Regions from separate parts of the Homo sapiens genome. Here region 2 is linked to region 1. Evidence: read pairs that join two places in POLR2A ChIA-PET (ENCODE). Cell type or tissue: Panc1. All regions are shown on one strand. Each heading gives the region's core, and the rest is flanking DNA. Links, peaks and the distances in the headings are about the cores only. Region 1 has its middle 7.2 kb from the start of PDSS2. Region 2 overlaps SOBP (sine oculis binding protein homolog).

Region 1 (9,515 bases), core at 648-8,647:
AGGCTGGTCTCAAACTCCTGACCTTGTGATCCTCCCACCTCAGCCTCCCAAAGTGTTGGGAATTACAGATGTGAGCCACTGCGCCCAGCCAATTGTCTTTTATATGTATATACTATACATGCTTATGTTATGTGGGAAAATTGTATGATTTGTTCTAGAATTAAAAAGAGCTATATTCCTAAAAGCATAAGAAGTAAAAACACTTTATAGCTTTTTAAAATTATTATCGATTTAGGCTGGGTGCGGTGGCTCACGCCTGTAATCCCAGCACTTTGGGAGGCCGAGGCGGGCAGATCACGAGGTAAGGAGATCGAGACCATCCTGGCTAACACGGTGAAACCCCATCTCTACTGAAAATACACACACACACACAAATTATTATTGATTTGAAGTTAGGAGAACTTTTCCTTGAAAAGTGGAGAATAATAATAATATTAATAAGTTTATGTTATAAACTTACTATGTGCCAGGCACTGATCATACTTTATGAACTCAGGCTACTCTTCAAAATTACCCATTGCCATAGGTATTGCTGTTCTTCCCAATAAGAAAACAACAGTACTGAGAAGTTACATAATTTGCCCAACATTGTACTGTTGGTTAACAGCAAAGCTGGGACTCAAACACAGGGCATCTGGCTCCCATGACTGATCACTTGTCACTGAGCTGTGTCACTATCCATGGGAAGAGCATCTTTTGTAGAGCTGTTCTTTGTTTAGACTTTGGGGACCCAATGTCTTTTATTCTTAGACAAATAAAGCAACTTTTACTTCCTTTGACATCAGCATATTCCTTTTATTTCGTCATGCACTTCAAATCTATTACTCCCAACATAGTCATACTAGCCCTATAATGTTCAGACATATTTATTACAGATGTTTATTTATGGCATGATTTCAAAGAACAGAAAACACTAGAGTAAGCTCTTCTGCTTGATTTAAACCAGGATAATTTTGAGAAACAGCTCTGACACTGTAGTAGTTGACAATGACATCTCTTTTATGTGAGTGTCAGTTTCTGGGCAATAACCTTACATAAATTGCCCTAGTCACCTGATTTTCTCAAAAGGTCTTTTACAAATTCTTTGCAGCCTAGCCAGTTGATATCTCTTCCATACTGCCATATTGCCAAGGTTAATAAAGGAGTCTCTCTCTCTCATTTATGACACATTGCTTTATATGAAAGAAATAGTTTTTATTTTTTAATTATTTTTATTATTTTTATTTTTGAGACGGTGTTTTGCTCTTGTTGCCTAGGCTGGAGTGCAATGGCGCGATCTCGGCTCACCGCAACCTCCGCCTCCCGGGTTCAAGTGATTCTCCTGCCTCAGCCTCCTGAGTAGCTGGGATTACAGGCATGTGCCACCACGCCTGGTTAATTTTGCATTTTTAGTAGAGATGGGGTTTCTCCATGTTGGTCAGGCTGGTCTCAAACTCTTGACCTCAGGTGATCAGCCCGCCTCAGCCTCCCAAAGTGCTAGGATTACAGGCATGAGCCACTGCACCCAGCCTAAGAAATAGTTTTTAAAGGTCCATTTACCTATGGCCACATCATAATAGGCTTTGAATATGTGACTTTAATTTGGGGGGACTGTTAATAGCTATTTCTAAAAAGAAATTAGGGTGAGTCTACATGGGGCTTCAAATTGACTTAACTGAATTGGTCATTGAACTTATGAACAGAATGCCTTGAACAGAAAAAACAGAGTTTTTTCACTAAATTTTTGAAAAATGATTTATTAGAATTAACTGACCAAACTGATTTATTTTTTTTAACCATGGAAACACCCATCCCTGAATGAAACACTTTCCAATTTTAGAGGAAATTGTATTTTAAGACAGAGGGAATATTGTCATATAATTTAGGGGTTATATTTATTACTCTAGGGCAGCTGTTACTGACAAGATGCCTTAACAACTCTATATAATTTGAAGTTATCGTCCATATACATGTAATAAATGCTGTATGTTTTCATCCCTCCGTTACCTGATATTACCTATATCTGCCTTCTATGCAACAGAAAGAGAGTTTTCTGTATTCAGATCTGCCAGAATTTCTCTAGAACCCTAGAAAATGGAGTCTAACCAATATTTATTTAAAAATAAAGGAGAAAGGAACAAAGAAATGCAGAAACAAGAGAGAGAGAGAAAGCCAACAAAAAGTAACAGAAATAAAGAGTAGAGTATTTTATTTTTTTCTATAATAGTGATTCTCAACCTGGCTGTATATTAGAACCTCCTGGAGAGTATTTGAAAAATACTGATATCTGGTCCTCAAGCCCAGAGATCAGCTGGGTGTGGTTACTTTGCTATTCATGAGGAACATTTAAACAGTAATGGAGAGCCAGCTAGACTTGTAGTACTGGAGACATTCTCTACTCTGTGCTTCCTGATCGTCTCATTATAAATAAAGTACAACTCAAGTAACTTCTGATTTTGAGTATGATGGTGGAGTGGAAATGGGAATGGAGCATAAAGACCTAGCTTGTTCATTCATTATTCATTCAACTGATGAACAAATATTTATGTGGTGCCTATTCTTTGGCAGATACAGTATTGAGTTCTGGGGATGCAGTGGCAAACATAACGATTCAAGAAGCATGACAGGGCCCTGTCTGAAATCTTGTGTGTGTGTGTGTGTGTGTGTGTGTGTGTTTAATTTTTTTGTAGAGACAGGATCTCACTTTTGTCCAGGCTGGTCTTGAACTCCTGGCTTCAAGTGATCTTCCTGCCTTGGACTCCCAAAGTGCTGGAATTACAGGCAGAAGCCACCACGACCAGCCTAGGGCCTCAAGTTTTAACCTGTGTTAATGCCAAGATCAATCAGGTTGGTAGGAAGCAAGTAAGTGGAGAAGATGAAATTACCTTAAGGAACAAGTCAGTTTACTAGCTAATTTTGTTCATGGAATAAAAACATTTTGGCACTTAAATGGACTCAAGAGATTATTGACTTCTGTTTTACAAATGAGTAATTTTAAACTCAGGGTGTTAAGTAACTAGCCTCTGATCATACAGTTAATTTAGGACAGAGGTGTAGAACCTAGATGGCTATTTTATAATACTGTCTACAATTCAAGTAAAAACCCTCTCAGCGGATTTTTCTTTTCATTCTAAGTTTCTAAAAGAAAATAGTCCCCCAGAAAGAGCCTTTGTAAAAGAAAAGGACCAACTTCTTCCCCTGTTGAGCTAATCCTAGTGTGAAATTAACTAGCAGCACCGCTAGTCAATTCCACAAGTCAATTCCACACTGCTGCCCTGTAGGGAGAGAAACTAGAAAAAAGGAGAGTAGGTCTTGGTCCATTTCCTCTCTAACTACAGTTGTTCTAAGGTCAAACACTTAGAACATTAAAGGAAATGGCAAGAAAGGACTATTGTGAATATGAGGAGTGAGGATCTGAGACGGGAAGACTTAAAAATTAAACCAAAGAGAACAACTGCAATAAAGAATTACAGTTCTAACTTCCCACACCATCTTTGAGGGCTAATCTACAATATGGAAAGTGCATTCAGCTATCTTCCTAGTGATAAGGGAAATGCATATCTACACCATAATGAGATTCTGTTTTATACCCATTTGTGTAGAAATTTTAAGAAATCTGACAGTATCAAGTGATGAGAGGATCTCTCAAAAATGGCTGGTGGAAGTGTAAATTGGTATAGCCACTTTGGAAAGCTGTTTGGCTCATTCATCTACTCTACAACCAAGCAATTCCAATGCTAGATATAAATCCTTGCCATGTGCACCTGGAGGCATTTGTAAACCTGTTCATGGCAGCATTGTTGTAATAGAAAACACCCCAGAGCAAACCCAATGTCCACTGACAGAAGAGTGGATATGGATACTATACAACAGTCAAAACAAATGAACTGCCACTATGTATGTATGATTTGGGTGAATCTTGGCAAAATAATGTTGAATAAATTAAAAAGGCCACAGAAAATTACATCTGGCATGAAACTTCATTTTTAACTTAAAACTAACAAACTACTGTTAAATGACATATTTTTAAGAATACATATATTATTAAATTATATTTTTGAAAAGTGATGGAATGACAAATACAAGATTTGGGATAAAGATTTATTTGGTAAGTAAGGGGAAAGGGATGGAGAAAGGTCACATAGATAGAAGTAAGCTATGATCAATATTCTAGTTCTTGTGTTAGTGGCAGGTTCACTTTATGTATTAAATTATAAAAAGATTAATAGATAATTGTATCAGTAATTTACTGCAGCATAATAAGTTACCTAATAATTTAGTAACTTAAATATACTTCTTTTAACATACTTCTTTCATCTATTTTTCCCTTCCTGAAGTGTCTTAAAGCACATTCCTGGCATTGTGTTATTTTATCCCTATATACATTAGTATCCATCACTTAAAAATATGAACATTTTCTTATAGACTCACATGTACAATTAATAAGTCTTTTGCAATACCTAGTGTATGAAAACTATATTCAAATTTCTTTGAGTGTCTCAAAACTTACATTTAACAGTTAGTTAGAATGAGAATCCAAACAAGGTCTACACATTACACTTGGTTTGCTCTGCCTCTTAAAATCTTTCAACCTAGGGGAGTCCCTTTACTCCCTTCTTCCTCCCTTGTCCTGTTGAAGAGACCCAGGCAGTTGGCTTGCAGACTATCCCATAGGCTGGATTTGTCCATTGGCTTCCTTGTTATGCCATTTTACTTATTTCTACCTCTCCTATGTTTCTAGAAGATTGGAAGTTAGTCCTCAAGACTTGATGAGATTTAGATTCAACTGTTTTGGCTAAAATATTTCTTAGGTGGTGGTATGTATTTCATAAAGCACCATATCAGGAGGCACATATGGGTGGACTCCCCACTCATAGTGACACTGAGATTGATTAATAGTTACAGGTGGTGTTAGCCTGAGACCTTCATTGCAGGGTTCCCTATCAGCCTTCCATTTTGATAATTGTTGCCTAAATCAACTAATTCATGAGGAATTGTAAAATGGTGATTTCCTAATTCTATTACTTCTCTTTTATTTGACGTAATTATTTTTATAAAGTAGAACTTTCCTTCATCAATCTGGGACATCTGATTACCCCATTAGAAGTGGTTTGTTCCCTGTTTCTCATCCTCTCAGCCCACCTTTTACTAAAGCCATTGATGCAGCAACCTGCTTCCTGCAGGTGTAACCTGAGAGCATCTCTCCTCATCTGCATTGCATACATCTCAATTTCTGTCCCTGAGTTCCTCTGACACTATAAAGAAGGGACATTTGCCTAGCACTCACACATGACAGCTTAGAAGTATGAGGGGGCTCAGGCCCCAAGGAGGAAACTTGGACCAATGGAAGAAGGGAGCTAATAAGTAACTGCTCTCTTCTTGCATCAAGCTGACAATTATGAAGTATATTCTACATGGCTCAAGGCCTCATTGCCCACAGTGATGACAAACTAGAGAACACCCTTGTACTGACTCTCTCTGTTTCACTCTCCCTAGTCATCCACTTCTGCTTCCTGAGATCACTGTCCAAAATAAACTACCTAAAAAGTCAGCCCTTGTCTTAGGTTCAACTTTCAAGGGGGTAAGCCAGGCTAAGACATCACTAAATATAATTCACACAGGAAAGACAGGATAAATGCTCAATTCTTTTATTACATTGCAAATATTCAGAGTATTGTCCCAGTTACAGCTAATAATAAACTCATCGATTTATATGTAATCAATGAATTCCAATCAGTTGTAGTTCTTACTTTTTTGGGTAAGATTGTCCTCTTTTCAGCCAGTGGGAGCTCCTTTATGCTGATCCCTTTGTGCCTCTGACCTGTCCCTTTGGACTTTAATAGCTTCCTTGATTTCTGGCACAAGATGTTCAAGCTTCATCATACACATTTCTTGCCCCAGACAAAAATCTGCCATATCTCCAAAGAGCCTCATTTCTTTTCAACGGAAATGATGTTTTTTAAAGTAGAATGTGGCCAGGCGTGGTGGCTCACGCCTGTAATCCCAGCACTTTGGGAGGCTGAGGCAGGCAGATCACTTGAGGTCAGGAGTTCGAGACCAGTCTGGCCAACATGGCAAAATCCTATCTCTACTAAAAATATAAAAAAAATTGACAAATGGGATCTAATTAAACTAAAGAGCTTCTGCACAGCAGAAGAAACTACCATCAGAGTGAACAGGCAACCTACAAAATGGGAGAAAATTTTCACAACCTACTCATCTGACAAAGGGCTAATATCCAGAATCTACAATGAACTCAAACAAATTTACAAGAAAAAAACAAACAACCCCATCAAAAAGTGGGTGAAGGAGATGAACAGACACTTCTCAAAAGAAGACATTTATGCAGCCAAAAAAACACATGAAAAAATGCTCATCATCACTGGCCATCAGAGAAATGCAAATCAAAACCACAATGAGATACCATCTCACACCAGTTAGAATGGCGATCATTAAAAAGTCAGGAAACAACAGGTGCTGGAGAGGATGTGGAGAAATAGGAACACTTTTACACTGTTGGTGGGACTGTAAACTAGTTCAACCATTGTAGAAGTCAGTGTGGCGATTCCTCAGGGATCTAGAACTAGAAATACCATTTGACCCAGCCATCCCATTACTGGGTATATACCCAAAGGATTATAAATCATGCTGCTATAAAGACACATGCACACGTATGTTTATTGTGGCACTATTCACAATAGCAAAGACTTGGAACCAACCCAAATGTCCAACAACGATAGACTGGATTAAGAAAATGTGGCACATATACACCATGGAATACTATGCAGCCATAAAAAAGGATGAGTTCATGTCCTTTGTAGGGACATGGATGAAGCTGGAAACCATCATTCTCAGCTATCGCAAGGACAAAAAACCAAACACCGCATGTTCTCACTCATAGGTGGGAACTGAAAAATGAGAACACATGGACACAAGAAGGGGAACATCACACTCCGGGGCCTGTTGTGGGGTGGGGGGAGCGGGGAGGGATAGCATTAGGAGATATACCTAATGCTAAATGACGAGTTAGTGGGTACAGCACACCAACATGGCACATGTATACATATGTAACAAACCTGTACATTGTGCACATGTACCCTAAAACTTAAAGTATAGTAATAATAAAATTAAAAAAAATTAAAAAAAAAACACAGCTATGAATTGCGAGTGGCAGAAGAACATACAGAGAGGACCAGTCAGAAAGAAGGTCTGCATTTGAAATTCCACCCAGCACCTGGTCATTCTGTGCTTCTGGAGGCAACTGATGGAGCCTTCTCAGGGTATGTGGTGAATGCATAATTATAAAATACATAAGATAACCAAGAAAACAATTAAACTGGAAGTGTTTTCAAAATATAAAACATTCTAAATTTGTAAAATATATATATATTATATATATTTTATATATATATATATAAAATATATATATATAAATTAGCTGGGTGTGGTGGCACACACCTGTAGTCCCAGCTGCTCAGGAGGCTAAGGCATGCTAATCATTTGAACTCAGGAGGCTGAGGTTGTGGTGAGCTGAAATTGCGCCACTGCACTCCAGCCTGGGTGACAGAGAGAGACTGTGTCTCAAAAAAAAAAAAAAAAAAAGAATGTGAATGCTAAAGATGCTTATTACTACAAAATTGTCATTACTTCTAGGCCTTTCCAAGGGACAAAGGAAGTAAAATGCTTTTTTTCCCCTAATAATTCTTACTGGGATATAAGAAAAACATTTTTTAAAAAGAAAAGAATCATAAGTTCATATTCTTTCTAATTCAACTTTAATATTACATGGATTCTACTTACTCTGAAAATCACTGTTCCTAAAAACTCTAGTAATTTTTACCTATATATACATGAATAGTTTGAAAGTACTATAATAGTATCTGTATTTCAACCACCAATAAGACTATTGACTAAAGCTTAAGATATCTTTGTAGTTCTATTTATCCTGAGCATATATTCTGATTGTACAGTGAAAACAATATTTTCTAAAGTAATTAAAGTGTTTACTTGGTATGGTTATGCCACCAACTTAATATACAGTTAGATTATTTGTTTTCAAATTTTAGGAATTGCATTTTTCTTTCGGATTTGAAATTATTTTGAAAATGTAAAACATATACATGATTCTAAAATCAAAACCATATAGCCAAGGCTTATTCAGAGTAGTCTAGCTTCCACGCCTGTCTCCTCCACCTGTTTCCTCCTATTCCAAATATATGCAAATACTCATTTGTAGTTTAGCTATCTTACAAAAAAAAAGCACATATACTGTTCTGCACTTTGGTTTTTTTTTTTTTTTACACTAATATATATTCGGAGATCATTTCACCTCAGTGTAAAGAAATGGCCCTCGTTCTTTTTCACAGTTGCATAGTTTCATTGTGTAGATCTACTCGAGTTTGTTCAACCAATCTCTTATTTGGGGTTATCTGGATTGTTTCCAATCTTTTGCTATTACAAATAATACTGCAATGAATAACCTTGTGCTTAAGTCATTATTTGGGATATTTTCCTAGAATTGGGTTTCTAGGGCAAAGGGCAATATATATGTAATTTTGCTGAGGATTATCAAATTCCCTTCCATAGCTGCCATGTACCATTTTGCATTCTCAATGGCACTATGTGGCATCTCCATAGCCTGCTAACCAAGTAGGTGGTCAAACTTTTGGATTTTTGCCTCCTTTTATCATCTTTGCCCAAGATACACCACGACGCTTTCATCTGCCTTTGGAAGAACTCTCTCAGGATAAACAATAGGTGATTGTATTGAGGGTGACATAAGGAGGGTGGCTGCAATATCTCTATCTATTTCCACTCACCTAATCATGGAAATGCCAGCGCCCACAGCACTATCCTTGTTAAGAGCTTGTATTTTCCAAGGCTGGCTCGGGTTTCCAGCCAAAGAAAAGGACATCAAATATGACCTTACTTCTTTCTAAGGTCAGTAGAATGCAGAGTGCCCAGTGAGTTCTACTGGTATAAGCTTCAGAATCCTGAAAAAGGTAGAGGAGGAACTGTGATCATTTTTTGTCAGCGTGCTGTCTCCAAAACAACTCCGATGCCAAGGGGAAGTCCCTGAGTGTGGCTGAAAGTTTCCATAGGTTGTGGAGTGACCACTCTCTAACCTGCAGGGCTACTCACACCCAGGACTTCTTTTTTGCTGCTTTGTAGGAGTAAATGTCATGGATGGACACTGTTTTTTTCTTTCAGCATCTCCCATTTCCCAGTGGGCAATTTTGCACTCCAGGGTGACAGACATTTGGTAATGTTTGGAGACATACCTCGTTGTCACAACTTGGAAAGGGGTGCTGCTTAACATCTAGTACGTAGAGGTCAGGAATGCTACTCAACACCGTACAATACTCAGGACTGCCCCCCTTCCCCCAACAAAGAATTATCTGGTCCAAAACGCCAAAAATGCCAAGGCTGAGAAATCCTGCTGTATTCTTTCTTTATGCACACATTCACAGACATCTTTAATATAACTATTATCAGTGGCAGAGGAAGGGCAGAATCACAGATACTCCCCCTCCCTG
Region 2 (9,515 bases), core at 1,096-9,095, 180 kb before region 1:
CTGTTTCTCAGCCACCCTCCCCCAGAGCCTCGATTCTTCTACTATGTTCCTCAGTCACCCTCCCTCAGAGCCTTGATTCCTCTTCCATGTTCCTCACCCACCCTCCCTCAGAGCCTCAATTCCTCTTCCATGTTCCTCAGTCACCCTCCCCCAGAGCCTTGATTCTTCTACTGTTCCTCAGCCACCCTCCCCTCAGAGCCCTGATTCCTCCTCCATGTTCCTCAGCCACCCTCCCTCAGAGCCCTGATTCCTCCTCCATGTTCCTCAGCCACCCTCCCCCAGAGCCTCGATTCTTCCACTGTGTTCCTCAGCCACCATCCCTCAGAGCCTCGATTCTTCCTCTGTGCAGTGGGGGCCTGGGTGAGCTTCAGTATTAAGTCTTCCATTTCTCACATGCTCAGATTGTGGAATCTTTCCACAAAATCCAGTATCAAATATGTAGAATTATAAACTTGAACAACTGAATATTAATCTGTTACCAGTATACAAGGAAGCCCATGAACTTCTGGACCCTGAACTCCAAAATTTCAGAAAGTCTCCTTCTCTCAGTACACACAAACATACACACACATCTATGGCAGAGGTTTGTGGAATACCCCTTAAAGCAGGGGATTCTGGGGAAGTGGCCACAATTGTACCTCACACTTGGGTTTTCCTCTGATTTGGGCATTTGTCTGAAGGCAGGATAACCCACCCCTGCTACATGAAGCATCAGACACACACAATTACATACAAATAAAAGCCCATTTCTTATGCTATATATGTATCATACATGTACTATGTATGTACCATACACACACGCTGGCACCACAAGGCATGGTCTCCATCGGGCATGTATGACCAGCTATCTTCAGAATTCCAGGCCTGCCTGCCCCTTTTGGCCAGAGGAATGAAATATTTCTCTTCATGGAATCGTAACTGCACACCAAATGCATTGAGAGACTCTCTGTTCACCTGGTGAGTCACTTTTCTGTTTTATCAGGGAAGCATGGCCAAGAATGTGATCTAGATACTCATCCACCTTTATAACACAAAATTTTCCAGAGAATTATAGATAGCAAAACTGTGTCTAAATACATTCTCTCAATGTTGATACTGTCAAAATATGGCCACTCTCACCTTTACTTCTTTGACCTTTATGGCCTAAGACTTTCACTGTTAGCATTCCATAAAACTTCCAGGCAACCACTCCCAAAAGTAAATGTGTGTTCAGAGAAAAATGTCTGTCTTATTCTACATCCCAACATTTCCAAACTAGCTCTTCTGTGGTGGCAGATTCCACTTCTACCAGGAAGCCTGCCTCTATTAATCTAACCCATTTTCTAAACTTGTATTATTTCCTTCCTCAAATACTTTTGTAATTAGCATAATCAAAATCCAGTAGGTCTGTCCTGTCTTCCTCATTTAGAAGGCAAGCTCCCCATGTCTGTCATATTTATCCCCAGGAGTCTAAAACCCTGTGGCATCAATTCTATGATGTGCAAGAAATGCCTGCTGCCAGCCAGCTTGCCTTTGTCCAATTACCCAGGCCCTACCAGAGATCCACTCACTCGGGCACGTCTGCCCATCACTTATCACAGTTAAATACAGCCATTACGTGCTGGCTGCGGCAACGCTGTTTATCTGGGACAATAACGAGTCCCTGAGGACTGGATTGCTCTCAGGTAGCCGCAGCTATTCTGGGACACTCACAAGGGTAGAGCCCTGCGGTCAATGAACAGAGCCGCCTGCACTAGCTGATAAACTCTGAGTGTGATGCCAGATAGTGGTCCCCACACCAAACCCATCCCAGGAAGGAAGGTTTTTACCAAAACACGATTCCTTCTCTCCTCCATCAACCATTGCTTCATGAAGAGTTTTTAAATGGCTTTTGCAGGATAGAAATTGTTCTCATTTTTGAAGAGGATGACATCTCTTTTCTTATAGCTCATTAACTGATGAAGATACGTGGGAGATACTGGAGGTTTGGTTCTAGACCACTGCAATAAAGTGAGCATTGCAATAAAGCAAGTCACATGCATTTTTTTGGAGGGTTTCCCAGTGCATATAAAAGTTATGTTTATACTATACTGTAGTCTATTAAATGTGCAGTAGCATTATGTCTAAAAAACAATTTACATTTCTTAATTTAAAATACTTTATTTGTAAAAAAAAAAAAATGCTAACAATCATCTGAGCCTTCAGCAAACCATAACCTTTTTGCTGGTGGAGAGTCTTGCCTTGATACTGACGGCTGCTGACTAATCAGGGTGGTGGTTGCCAAAGGCTGGGGTGGCTGTGGCAATTTCTTAAAATAAGACAACAATAAAGTTTGCCACATTGGTTGATTCTTCCTTTCACAAAGGATTTCTCTGTGTCATGCCATGCTATTTGATAACATTTTACCCACAATAGAACACTTTCAAAACTGAGTCAATCCCTGCTGCTGTTTTATCAACTAAGTTTATGGAATAGTCTAAATCCTTTGTTGTAATTTCATCATTGTTCACAGCATCTTTACCAGGAGCAGATTCTATCTCTAGAAACCAATTTCTTTGTTCATTCTTAAGAAGCAACTCCTCATCTGTTCAAGTTTGATCGTGAGATTGCAGCAATTCAGCCACATATTTAGGTTCCCCTTGTAATTCTCTTGCTATTTCTATCATATCTGCAGCTACTTCCTCCACTGAACTCTTGAACCCTTCAAAGTCATCCACGAGTGTTGGAATAAACTCCTTCCAAACTCCTGTTAATGTTGATATTTTGACCTCCTCCTATGAATCACAAATGTTCTTAATGGCATCTAGAATAGTGAATCCTTTCCAGAAGATTTTCAATGTACTTTGCCCAAATCTGTTAGAGGCATCACTATCAATGGCAGCTAGAGCCTTATGAAGTGTATCTCTTAAATGATAAGACTTGGAAGTCAAAATTCCTCCTTGATCCATGGGCTGCAGAATGAATGTTGTGTTAGCAGGCATGAAAACAATTAATTTCTTTGTACCGCTCCATCAGAGCTCTTGGATGACCAAATGCATTGTCAATAAGCAGTAATGTTTTAAAAGAATTATTTTTTCCTGAGCAGTGGGTCTCAACAGTGGGTTTAAAATATTCAGTAAACCATGGTATCAAGAGATGTGCTGTCACCCAAGCTTCGTTGTTCCACTGACAGAGCTCAAGCAGAGTAGATTTAGCATAATTCTTAAAGGCCCTAGGATTTTCAGAACAGTAAGTGAACACTGGCTTCCACTTAAGGTCACCGGCAGCATTAGCCCCTACCAAGAGAGTCAGCCTGTCCTTTGAAGCTTTGAAGTCAGGCATTGACTCCTCTCTATCTATGAAAGTCCTAGTTGGCATCTTCTTTCAATATAAAGCTGTTTTATCTATATTGAAAATCTATTGTCTAGTGTAGTCACCTTCATCAATGATCTTAGCTAGATCTTCTGGGTAGTTTGCTGCAGCTTCTACATCAGCACTTGCTGCTTCACCTTGCACTTTGATGTTATGGAGACAGCTTCTTTCTTTAAAGCTCATGAACCAACCTCTGCTAGCTTCAAAATCTTTTTCTGCAGCTTCCTCCCCTCTCTCAGTCTTCAGTGATGAAGAGAGTTAGGGCCTTGCTCTGGATTAAGTTTTGGATTAAGGAAATATTGTGGTCGGTTTGATCTTCCACCCAGACCACTCAAATTTTCTCTATATCAGCAATAAGGCTGTTTTGCTTTCTTATCATTTGTGTCTTCACTGGAGTAGCATTTTTATTTATTTGTTATTTAGAGACAATATCTCAGTCACTCAGGCTGGAGTGCAGTGGCATGATCACAGCTCACTGCAGCCTCAAATTCCCAGGCTCAGGTGATCCTCCCACCTCAGCCTCCTGAGTAATTGGGACTACAGGTGTGCACCATCACACCCAGCTAATTTTTCATATTTTTTGTAGAGACAGGGTTTTGCCATGTTTCCCAGGCTAATCTTGAACTCCTGGGCTCAAGCGATCCGCCAGCCTCAGCCTCCCAAAGTGCTGGGATTATTACAGGTTTGAGCCATTGTGCCTAGCCATGGAGTAGCAATTTTAGTTTCCTTCAAGGACTTTTTCCTTGCATTCACAACTTGATTGGCACAAGTAGCCTTGCTTTTGGCCTGTCTTGGCTTTCAATATGCCTTCCTCACTAAGTTTAATCACTTCTAGCTTTTGATTCAAAATGAGAGACATGGGTCTCCTCCTTTCACTTAAACATTTAGAGGCCCTCCTTTCACTTAAACATTTAGAGGCCATCATAGAATTATTAACTGGCCTACTTTCAATCTTGTATCTCAGGAAATAGGGAGGCCCAAGGAGAAGGAGAAAGATGGGGGAACAGCCAGTTGGTGGAGCAGTCAGAACATACCCAACGTTTATTGACTAAGTTTACCTCTTACATGGGTGCAGTTCATGGTGTCCCAAAACAATGACAATAGTAACATCCAAGATCACTGATCACAAATCACCATAACAGATATGATAATGAAAATGTTTGAAACATTGTGAGAATTACCAAAATGTGACACAGAGACATAAAGTGAGCACATGCTGTTGGAAAAATGGCATTGATAGACTTGACAGGGTTGCCACAAACCTTCCATTTGTACAAAGGCAATATTCGTGAAGCGTAATAAAGCGAAGCATGATAAAGTGAGATATGCCTGCAACTGAAAAACATTCCTTCTCCTTTCGAGTCTATAGCTCATGGTAAGGAGAGGGTATGGGAGCCAAGGGTGAGTTTCATCTTAGCTCAGTGTTAGGCTCTGGTCTGAATCGCAGCTTCATCACTGTGATGCTACTCACCCTATGGCTCTGAGAAGCTAAGGTTCCTGAGTACTAAAAATAAAATAAAAATAACAATAAAAATTAACCAATTATAAGGCCTTGTTTTCTTTAATTTTTAAATAACTTTTTCTTTTAGCTATATCCCTTATTTTACTTGTTAATCAGTAAAAATTACAACCATGTAAGACTCCCTACTGGGATAACTCTATCTTTAAGTCTTCATTTTACAAATGAAAATGTTGTTTTCCTTTGCTGGTTCTATGGGTTAGGGGAGAGCAGTCTGTTTTTTCTTATAAGTGGTCATTGCTATTTCTTGCTGACCTCTAAAAGTTTCTGAGGGGCGAAGAACCCAGAACTACGGAGCCCCTTCTTGTGCACTCACTTAAGTAAGTCCTTATCTTCACCTTGGACAATGGATCCTCTTTACTAAGTTCTTTCCAGAACCTGGAAGTTTAAGCAAACCAAATGACCAGGTCTCTGGTAGGCCCTCTTCCAAAACCATGGAGGGATTCATGACTAACAGTGTAGTTTTCTTTTTTCTTTCTTCTTCTTTTTTTTTTTTTTAACAAACACACTATAGCAGATGGCTCTGTTCACTCCCAAAAAAGAAAAATAGAATAAAGAAGAATTACATGATAGAGCTGTTCTGCAGGAAATTTTGAACAAGAGCCTAGGTCCTATGCCCTGGCTTTCAGAACTAAGTACTTCCCATTGTGGTTTATGTCTTCAATGAAAGGAGTTTTCTTTTTTTTTTTGAGACAGGGTCTTGCTCTGTCACCCAGGTTGGAGTGCAGTGGCACCATCATGGCTCACTGCAGCCTCAACCTCTTGGGCTCAAGTGATCTCAGCCTCCCAAGTAGCTGGGACCACAGGCATGTACCACCAAGCCTGGCTAATTTTTTTCTGATTTTTTGTAGAAATGGGGTCTCCCTGTGTTGCCCAGACTGGTCTCAAATTCTTGGGCTCAAGTGATCCTCCTGTCTTGGCCTCTAGGCCTTGCAAAGTGCTGGGATTACAGGCATGAGCCATGGCTCCTGATGGTTTTTTTTTTTTTTTTTTTTTTTTTTTGGTAGTGGGGGCGGGGCAAGGTCTTGCTCTGTCACCCAGGCTGGAGGACAGCTGCATGATCATAGCTCACTGCAGCCTCAAACTCCTGGGCCTCAGCCTCCTGAGTAGCTGGGTCTACAGGCATGCCCAGTTAATTTTTAAATTTTTTGTAGAGATGGGGTCTCAAACTCCTGGGCTCATGATCCTCCCACCTCAGCCTTCCAAAGTCCTGAGATTACAGGCATGAGCCGCTGTGCCCAGACTAGGAGTCAAATTTTATTGCACACCTAATTTACATCAAATACAGCACCAGGCATTTTTATATACTTATTTCACTTGGAAGCAAACAGCAATGCTACTGAAATATTTATTACTATCTCCATTTTACAGATGAATAACTTTGCCAGGAAGGGTTGCCAGAAATAGGAAAAGGTGGATGGAAGTCCAGCTTCTAGAACCCCAAAGTCAAGTTTCCCCCTCCCGCTGGGAGAGCTGACCCCTAGCCTATGTTCCATCTCCCCCCTTCTTTGCCCTGACAGTAGGGTGGCAGGGTCACAATGTCAGAGCTGTATAGTGCCTTAGAGACATACATGGCCTAACACCCTGCATTTGCAAACAAGAACTCTGAAAAGTTTTTCATAAGAAAAAAAAAAAACCACACATTTTCATCAAGTCTCATCCAACACACGAACTAGCTGATGTCAGTTCATGGAACTCAGCAGGCCCCTGGCCCACAGCTCTGCTCCCCTCTCCCCACTGTGACTACAGGAGCAGGTGTCACTGTGTCCCTGTTAAAGTGGGAGATGCTAAATCCTAGATGAATTTAGAGACTCATTCAAGGGGTCAGTGGAAAGGACAGGGTCCTTGTCCTTTTCTGATTTCTACCACCCTGACTCTCAAGACTGCGGCCTTCCAAAAATTCTGCCTGTGACAAAAAAGCCAGATGTTTACTGTGTTAAGATTAAGTGTGTTACTTCTCTATGTTATATGAACAGAGGCATTCTAGGTAAAAGAGAAAGAATACAGAGAAAAAAGCAGCTTCATGTGGCAAGTAGCTTTGACCTGTGGGTCAACGGCAGATTTTAGGATTTAGATGAGGTCTGGGAAAGCAGTCTTCTCCACACTTGATTCATTCTTTATGACCAGCCCATTAGCAGAGAGAGGGAGGGAGAAAGCTTCATATTAGTACAAATGCCATTGCAAAATGTAAGAGCTATAATACTGATTTCTCCCCCAACAGCAAAAATGATGGAGAGTGTGGTTACTAACTGCTTTCCTGCAACCCTTTAACCTCTCAACCCTAGATGTTCAGGCACAACCTATTTTCTCTCTGGAATTGGCTTCCTGATGTGAGGAAGCCATGCCGTGGGTGGCAAAAATATGACTCTGGTGCTTGGCACAGGGCATGTAACTGAAGCAGCTGCGGTCAGATCCCATGTTCCACCGAGAGGAAAGGCAGATGAGGACTCAGGTTCTAATCCTGGCTGCGCCACCCTGTGACCTTGGGCACTCGCTCTCTTTGTTGCAGTCTCGACTTGTAAAAGTGGAACCAGAGATTTTATGAGAATTTCTGGAATGGTTTCCCTAACCTCTGAGGTTGACAACGTGGAAGTGTTTCATTATTTTCCATTACACATCCAAGGGAAGAAGTTCTGGGCTGTAGGGGCTATCATGACAATTTTTGTAATAAGCATCTACTACGAGCCAGGTAGCTCCCGGACATTTTAACTTGTTATTTACATTGGAGCTGATAACTGCACAAAGTAGGGGTTATTATCTTCATTTTTTACACATAAGCCATGGACAGTGGTTTTGCATGGAAACTCTGGAGCCAGGCTGCCAGTCGTATCTCAGCACTGCCATTTACTGGCCACATGACTCTGGGTGGCATACTTAACCTCTCCAAGCCTCAGTCTCTTCATCTGCAAAATGGGCTTAATAATGCTAAGTCTCATGCATTGTTGGTATGTAGCATTTAAACACTGCCTACATGTAGAAAGTGTTCAATAAATATTAGCTATTATAATTATTTAATGAGAAAATGCAGGCCCAGAGAGGTTATAAAACTTGTCCAAATCCTCACAGCTGGTAAGTGACCCAGCCAGTTTTCAAACCCAGGCAGGTCTCACTCCAGCCCCAAGCTCTGTCCTTAGGCAATGCATCCTTTCTAACAGGATGGCAACTGCCATTTTAGGGCATCTGTGATGAGCCACACTTTATACATTTCCTTACCTGTCTCTTACAGCAATCTCATTACTCATGACATAGAGACTGAGGCTCAGAGAGCTGAAGTCCCTTTCTCCCTCACCTGGTAAGTGTCTCTGCTGGGATACGAACCCAAGCTGGCCCAACTCCAGAGCAGATATTCTTTTCCACTAAACCACACTGCCACCTTCCTTCACCACCAGGAGCCCACTGGCACCACATGTGGAAGCTTCTGAAGGTTTACAGCCTGGAAAGTCAAAAAAGAGAAGAGGACATATCCAAAAGGTTGCCAAACTTTCTTAAAAGTAGCCGCAGGCCATGGGAGGATCTGATTCTGATGCTGAGAAAATCTCCGGAGATGTCTAAGGAATATAGAGCAAGCCCCCTGAGCCTTTCTGCTGCCCTTCGGTCTAAGGACAGACAGTCTAGGCATCGCTGTGTAACCTCCACATTCCACATTCGTGAAGTCCGCTGCTGCAAGAGCCAGGGCCTGCCTCTGTGCATGCATGAAACAGCAGCCCACATCTGCCCTTCCCTGCTGGCTTAAGGCTCAGAGCTGCTGGTTGGTCAGAAGGGTGGGGCCTCTGTTTCTGTGGCCATCTGGAGCCAAGCCAGCATCTTCCTTCTTTAGATCCTGGAATGGTCTGTTGATTGTGAGATTTCCTTCCACCGTGCATTGTGACATTTCCTTAGGCCCACTTAGCACAAAGAAAGTTCTTCTCACTGTCCAGAGACAATGGCTTTCCATACTTAACCCATAGATCTGGCAGCGCATGTCCCTCGCACTCCAGCGATGACGTTCTGCAATGTTTAGAATCAACTGCTGGCAATTAGCCTGCCATCAGAATGCAACCATCAGCTTTAGCAATGTCAGTCTTTCAGTCTACAAAGAGCTGCTCAAGTAATTTTCCTCAAACACAGATTTCATCTTGTCATTCTTGTGCTTGAGGCCACAGTGACGTTGCCCAATGTATTGAGTACAAATTCCCCAAACTCCTGTTCTACCACCTTCCCACTCTCCTCCAGCCTCATGCTTCTCACCCTCTGTGGTCAAGCCCTTTGTTCCAGCCAAGTGAACCGGAAGGTCATCCCTAATACAGCTTGCTCTTTTCTGTGTCTGTGCCCTTTAACATGCTACTTCACCCCTCATTTCTCCACCCCTGATCGCCAGCCCACATCCCTCCTCAGGTTCAGAATTCAGAATTCATCGACCAGAAGGCACTACATCAAGGCAGCTTCATTAGCTGTTCCTCTATGGAGACGCTTTCATTCATGTGATCACTGAATACTTGTGTGCTCATTCTTCCAGCCCCTGTGCTAGGCACTTGGTTACAACAATGAGTGAACTGGACCCGGTCCCTGCTCTTGCGAAGCCTACTGTCTGCAGTGTCACATCAGTTTGCAGGTTCTGCATGTTGCTTGTAAAAGTGACCTTGGCTTTTTTTTTTGTCTCTCAGTAGGTTATTAGTTCTTCAAATCA

The links. Peaks named below come from ENCODE experiments on the same cell type or tissue, not always from the same donor. Only the 100,000 strongest peaks of a DNase experiment are listed, where the experiment ranks them.
Region 2: POLR2A ChIA-PET joins it to region 1 with 19 read pairs; 8 of 35 experiments call an interaction of 5 or more read pairs at or near these places.

The regions. Positions count from the first base shown.
Region 1 is chr6:107,461,957-107,471,471 of GRCh38, reverse strand. No RefSeq gene overlaps it. Among named protein-coding and RNA genes, the nearest start is that of PDSS2, 7.2 kb to the right of the region's middle. In Panc1, for the core only: no CTCF peak of the experiment used is centred there; no DNase peak of the experiment used is centred there; H3K27me3 peaks cover 513 bases.
Region 2 is chr6:107,645,500-107,655,014 of GRCh38, reverse strand. The region is part of intron 6 of SOBP (sine oculis binding protein homolog); the gene reads right to left. Among named protein-coding and RNA genes, the nearest start is that of SOBP, 160 kb to the right of the region's middle. In Panc1, for the core only: no CTCF peak of the experiment used is centred there; no DNase peak of the experiment used is centred there; H3K27ac peaks cover 3,963 bases.